Linked DNA regions of Homo sapiens: region 1 is linked to region 2. A link is a loop called in an ENCODE intact Hi-C map of the cell type or tissue named here. Cell type or tissue: sigmoid colon. All regions are shown on one strand. Links, peaks and the distances in the headings refer to the core of each region. The heading gives the core; the rest is flanking DNA.

Evidence for each region. Hi-C counts contacts between places; a loop is a spot of excess contacts. Peaks named below come from ENCODE experiments on the same cell type or tissue, not always from the same donor. Only the 100,000 strongest peaks of a DNase experiment are listed, where the experiment ranks them.
Region 1: it touches region 2 in a loop (4-fold over the local background); 38 of 110 quality-filtered maps call a loop at or near these places.

The regions. Positions count from the first base shown.
Region 1 is chr3:66,423,776-66,426,695 of GRCh38, forward strand. All of the region lies in intron 3 of LRIG1 (leucine rich repeats and immunoglobulin like domains 1), which reads right to left. Among named protein-coding and RNA genes, the nearest start is that of LRIG1, 76 kb to the right of the region's middle. In sigmoid colon, for the core only: no CTCF peak of the experiment used is centred there; a DNase peak (open chromatin) is centred at 1,466; H3K27ac peaks cover 306 bases.
Region 2 is chr3:66,495,338-66,498,257 of GRCh38, forward strand. The region is part of intron 1 of LRIG1 (leucine rich repeats and immunoglobulin like domains 1); the gene reads right to left. Among named protein-coding and RNA genes, the nearest start is that of LRIG1, 4.2 kb to the right of the region's middle. RefSeq lists a silencer at 368-662. In sigmoid colon, for the core only: no CTCF peak of the experiment used is centred there; no DNase peak of the experiment used is centred there; H3K4me3 peaks cover 2,500 bases; H3K27ac peaks cover 839 bases.

The sequences.
Region 1 (2,920 bases), core at 289-2,788, 72 kb before region 2:
TCCCACTCACAGGTGTGAACCTCAGAAGAGCCCCTCTGTAAAGTGATGTGTGAAGTTCATATGCCCCATGGGCTGATATGACCTGACACGTAACAACTGCTCAATAAAATGAGTTCTTGTTTTTAGTAGTCATGCTTGTGTCATCAGAGCCAGGCTAAGGATCTAGTCTGTAGGAGGTGCTCTGGAAAAAAGAATAAAATTAATGACTGGTTCTTGTCTACTCTTCTGACATATTTCAGTGCAAACAAGCAGCTCTGGCTCCCCTCTCAGGAACGAAGGGCTGACTCAGAGCTCTCACTCTTAACTTCAAGCATAAAAGAAGCCTGCTCCAGCTGGAGAGTGTCAAACCCAGCCACTGGGAAGACCCCACGTTTCAAAGCAAATCCCAGACTGCAACTTCTGCAGGATTCAGGGTGGCTAGACATCTGACAGATTCCCCAGCATCTGGATGACACCCCCCACCCCCACTCCCACAGCAAGTGGAACTGAGGCCACGTCCCTGACCCAAGCCCACCAAACCCCACCAACCCCACCATTCCAGAGGTAGCCTGCTGGTCTAAGATACCCTCTCTAGGTCTCCCCCCCATGAAGGTTAGAGTAAACAGCTGGCATTCAAACCCCTGCAGGGAAGCCTTCCCACCTCCTGCCTGAGAGTTGATGCCATGGAAACGTGTCTGCTGCCCTCGCTCAACCCGGCATTCCACCTTCAGGAAACTATCCATGTTTTCAATTCCACATGCAAACCCAAGTGGTCATCATTTTCACTCCTTTAACATAACTAACTGCACAGTTCCCAAGAAGATCCATACCTCTTTTTATTGCCTCTCAACAGCTGACCAATTAATGAACACCTATTATATACACAGTAGATCCTGGGCAAAGCATCAATGCCATCACACAGCAATCTAACAAGGTAGGTACTATTATCTTTATAGGCAGCCCCTGACTTACGATGGTTCAGCTTAACGATTTCTGGACTTCACAATGGTGCAAAAGCTATACACATTCAATAGAAATTGTACTTCAAGTACCCATAAAACCATTCTGTTTTCCACTCAGTGTTCAATAAATTATAGGAGATATTCAAAACTTTATTATAAAATGGGCTTTGTGTTAGATGATTCTGCCCAACTGTGGACTAATATGAGTGTTCTGAGCACATTTAAGGTAGACTAGGCTAGGTTGTGGTATTCAGGAGGTTAGAGGTATTAAATGCATTTTTTGCTTAATGATATTTTCAACTTAGGATGGGTTTATCTGGACATAACTCCATTGTCAGTTGAGAAGCATCTATACTTAGGCAATTGAAGAAATTGAGGCTCAGAAGTCTGCTGGAGCTTGCCCAAGGTCACACAGCTGGGAAGCAAGAGGAGCCGGGATGCAAGCCCAGGGAAGCATGACCCTATCTAGCCCGTCCGAGAGGCTCTCCTGGCAGAACTTTAAGGGCACTGGCCCAGATTCCACCCATAAACTTCCAAAGCTTGGCTAAATCTGAACATTAGCTGGCCATTTCTCAGTCAACTCAGCCTGTTCTACGTAGCTTGGCCTCGGCCAGGTGGCCCAGCTCTCATACAAGCTTCCCAGAGTCCTGTGTGAGAAGCAAATGTGCACAGGACTTCATGTGACAGAATCTCAGCAAATAAGGCAGATAAAGCTCAAGTTTTTACTTTGAATGTTCTGGATGGAAAGAAAAGGGCAGTTTCTTTGAGATCTTGAAAGATCTGCCATCGAGGGAGGAAGGAGTATCTTTATTGTTAGGGAAGGTAAGCTGCAAAGGGATCCACTTAAGTTTACAAAAAAGGGTGAGGATGGTGCAAGGCAAGAGGACAGTGTTGTGCTAGGAACAGTTCTTATTGGCCTCATCAAAGGAACAGCGCAGCCTTTCTCTGCAACCAGACAAAACCAGTGATTCTGCACTTATGGGGACCGGGGGAAGTGTGTGGTGGCCAGGTCACGTGGCATTCGCCTCCATCCACAGTGTCAGTTTACCCCTTGGGCTGCCCTCTGGAGCGAGGAGAACTTAATACAGCAGAAGTCTATTAAACCAACACCTGTTAAAGGCTTCAAAAATAAAATCAGTCTTCAAAGGCGGAAAGCAGGCAAGATAAGCTCTCCCCAGTTGGCTACATTTTCAGAGCTGATGTTAAATTAGACAGTGAAACAGATGGAGGCATTTGAAACCAACATTTAAAACTTTTTCTCATAAGTGATTGTTCCACTACAGTTCTGTGAAAGCCTGGTTTACAAGGTATTCCCGTTAGTGGTGGAAAAGATCTCATGTCACAGATAACAGCCAGGAAGAAAGGGCAAGGAGATCAAAGGCAGTTGGGACAAGGTGGGTCAAGTGGGTAATTTCTGACCCCTGAAATTATGCACCTATTTTCTACACCAGGGGCCAGCAAACTTATTCTACATTGGGCCAGATGGTAAATTTTTAGGCTTTGTGGGTCATACTGTCTCTGTCATGACCACTCAGTTCTGCTGTTATAATGTAAAAGCAGCCAGACAATATGTAAATGAATGAGTGTGGCTATGTTCCAATAAAACTTTATTTACAAAAACAAGCAGTGGGCCAGGATTGGGACCACTGTCTGTGGTGTGCTGACCCTGTCAACCCTATGGCAACCAGTTTGTGTTTCTTGGGGTGCAGAGACCCAGACTCTAATTCTTGCTGTCATGCAATTTTGGAACCATGTATAAATCACTCTTTCTCTACCTCGTTTAACCACCTGCAAAATAAGGAAATACCTCTTAACTGCAGAGAGAAAACTTTCCCATTGTCCCTCCAGTGCCCATGTCAGACATCACTAATCACAGTCTTTTCTGCCAATGTCTTTTCTACCTCTTCAGAAAGTGAAATGGAACATAAGTCTCTCTACCACTGTTATGTTCCTCAAGAGATCAACCAGGTTCCTTACTG
Region 2 (2,920 bases), core at 234-2,733:
GTAAACAGCTCTGAATATTAACACGGCCCAGAGTTCTGTTCGCTTTTAAAAGACCCCCAGGGTTTCAAATTGCAGTCACTGAGGAGGGGGAACGTACCCAGTGAGTAAATGTCACATAGCTCATTCAAAAGGAATTGAAAGTTAGGCTTGCTCGTGAAACTTAAAGTCCTTCTACCTATGGGGTAGGTCAGAGGAATCCCTTTTATGTTTTAAACAAACGAGGAAAAGAAGAAAGAAAGACTCTGATACAACCAACATCCTTTACTGCATATAACAACTTTCAATTCAATGAATCCCTCTTCTAGATTTCCCTCTCCTGTGCATGCCACTTTTTAAATAACTATAGGCTATTTTAAACAACCTCCACCCAGCCTTCCTATCTAACAGACCTTCAGGGCTTTAGCAGGTGCACAGCACTGGGCCAGGTGCATTGTTAAGTCACACAAAACCCCAGTGCTCTCTCCTGCATTCCTGTCCACCCTGAAAGAGAGGAGGCTGAAGACTTTGCACCAAGGAGACACCCCTGCAGAAGCGGGAGAGGCCCTTTCATTGTGATCATGGTGTCTGAGGGAGAGAAAGGTCAGCCAGAGGCCGTCCCAATGGACTCAGGGAAGCTGCAGGGAGAACCCAGGCAAAGTAATTAACACTGGAGGGAGGAAAGCTTTCAGCTAACGGTGCAGAGCTGGGGAGATGGGACATGAGGACATCCACTAGGAACCAGCTCTCATCACACTACACTTAATTTTTCTTCATCTTTCTGAAGATGGTTCCGAGAATTACTGCTGATAATATGTTCAAAAGTCCAAAGTCTGTAAAATCTAGTAACCAAATATAATTATGCAAAGAGACAATACACTACTTTTTAAAACAGTCCCTTGAAAAGCGGGGCAGGAACAGTTCTGACATGTCCTAAAGGCAAGAGGGACATTGTGTGCCAATACACAGTTAATTTACATGGGGCGCTGGGAATCTCTGGACACTTCCTACTTTAGCAGTACTCAAAGAATAGATATTACGGCCACAATTTCATATCAGCAAGACTTAAACAGTGTGCCTTTTTCTCACGACAACCAATATTATTTGCCAGAAATCTCACCTTACTCAAAAAAAGTTGTCAGAGAGCTATCAACAGACAAGTTATCCCCCAACAAGAGGGAAGACACTTGTTGCAAAAGAAAAGGACTCTGAGCTCAAGCTAAAGTTCCCTGAAACTCTAAGAGCACTTGCACCTTTCAGACTGTATTCTTGGCAATTAACCTGTGTTTAAAATGCTCCCTATTCCAAACAACCCAGGTTCTTCCCTGTCCCACAAATCGGAAGACTTTTGTTTCAAAGTCTGTTGAGTTTAAGTGATATGGAGAAGGAAATATTTCAGGACCATCCATACAACAATCTACTTTAAAAAAAAAACATGAATCTCAGTTTAGGTTCCAGAACAATTTGGTGATCTGCACTTTAAACTTAATTTGCATAAACAGGATGGAAAGTATTTTCCAAACCCTTAATTCACAACACCCTGCACACCTGGGCCTTCCAGCACAGCTGTAAAATTTGAAAGACAAAGGCCCTCTTTGCTTCCCAACCACAATGGCAACCACAGTTGGTGTTTATTTTCTAAGGTAATCATAAGTACCACTTCTTTGCCAAAACTGGCAAGGTTAGATTTAAGCTAACTGATCTGGTATTGCAAACACATAGTACAAAGAGATCAAAATCAATAAACTCATCTTAATGTGGCTTAGGATAACCACACTTGGTATACACTTTTGTGAATATCCTTGCTTTAGAATGCTCTGTCATCTTCACTCCACACTGAGAACAAAAATCAGGGTTTGTTCTTCCTCTAGGCCTGCCTTCCTAATCCTAATCCCAATCCCAATGGGCTACCATTCAGCTCTCAGGACATTTAAACTAGCAACATTTTGTGACTAAACACTGCTGAAATTTACGGCACAGGTAAGAGTCTAAGGTAAACTGTATTTAATACTTCTTAAATAGCTTCTGAAGCCATGCTCTCAAAAATAATTTCAAAGAAAGCAAATATCTGAGTTCTAAGAAGTTCAACTTCTTCTCAGGTTCTGGGAAGTTGGAATAAGGCTTGGCAGTGGCTTGGTGCTATTTATGAATGTGCTAGTTGGACCATGCCAATCTCACCTACGTAATGGGCTGGGAGACTTAAATTATGGCTTGACTACTACAACTGTAAGTTATTGTGCTGAAAAGTTATCCTCAGGCCCCAAAAATGAACCGATTATCATTATCCATTCTGTTTCTTCTATTCACACTGCATTTACATTCACTATTTAAAAGTTTTATTTTTCTTATATCAGGCCTAGAAGCAACTTCCACATCAGACGCACTGTTTACAAAAAAAAAAAAAAAAAAAAAAAAGGTCCCATAAAGCCACAGGTCCTCTGCTATCTCAAACCCACAGCCTGAAGTTGTTTGAACTAGCTGCAGTAAATCCAGTTCATGGGTTTATAAACTAGCTCAAAGCATTTTCTAGACACCGTGGGCTTAGAGCGTGTAAACTTGGTGAAACTACAAGATATTTCATTATATCATATACAGACACTTTCTCCCCTAAAGTCTTGCTGAATCTTAGCCAGGAATACAAACCATATAAATACTCTTATGGAAATTCCAGAATAAGACTCACGGAGACTAATGATTTAAATTCAGAAGTCTGAAGTCTAGAAAAAAAGAACACATTTGCTTGATTTGTCCTTAATCAGAAATAAGAAAACTTCACAAATATTTTTCAAAGGATAGCCATTTTGCACTGCATACTGTGTTGCTACATACTAACCAGAAATCATGCTGCTCATATCTTAAAATCGAATCAGTCAACACCATAATCAGTATACTAAAGTCTACTGATGCTCAAAATACCCACTTTGGTATTTCTCGATCATCAAAT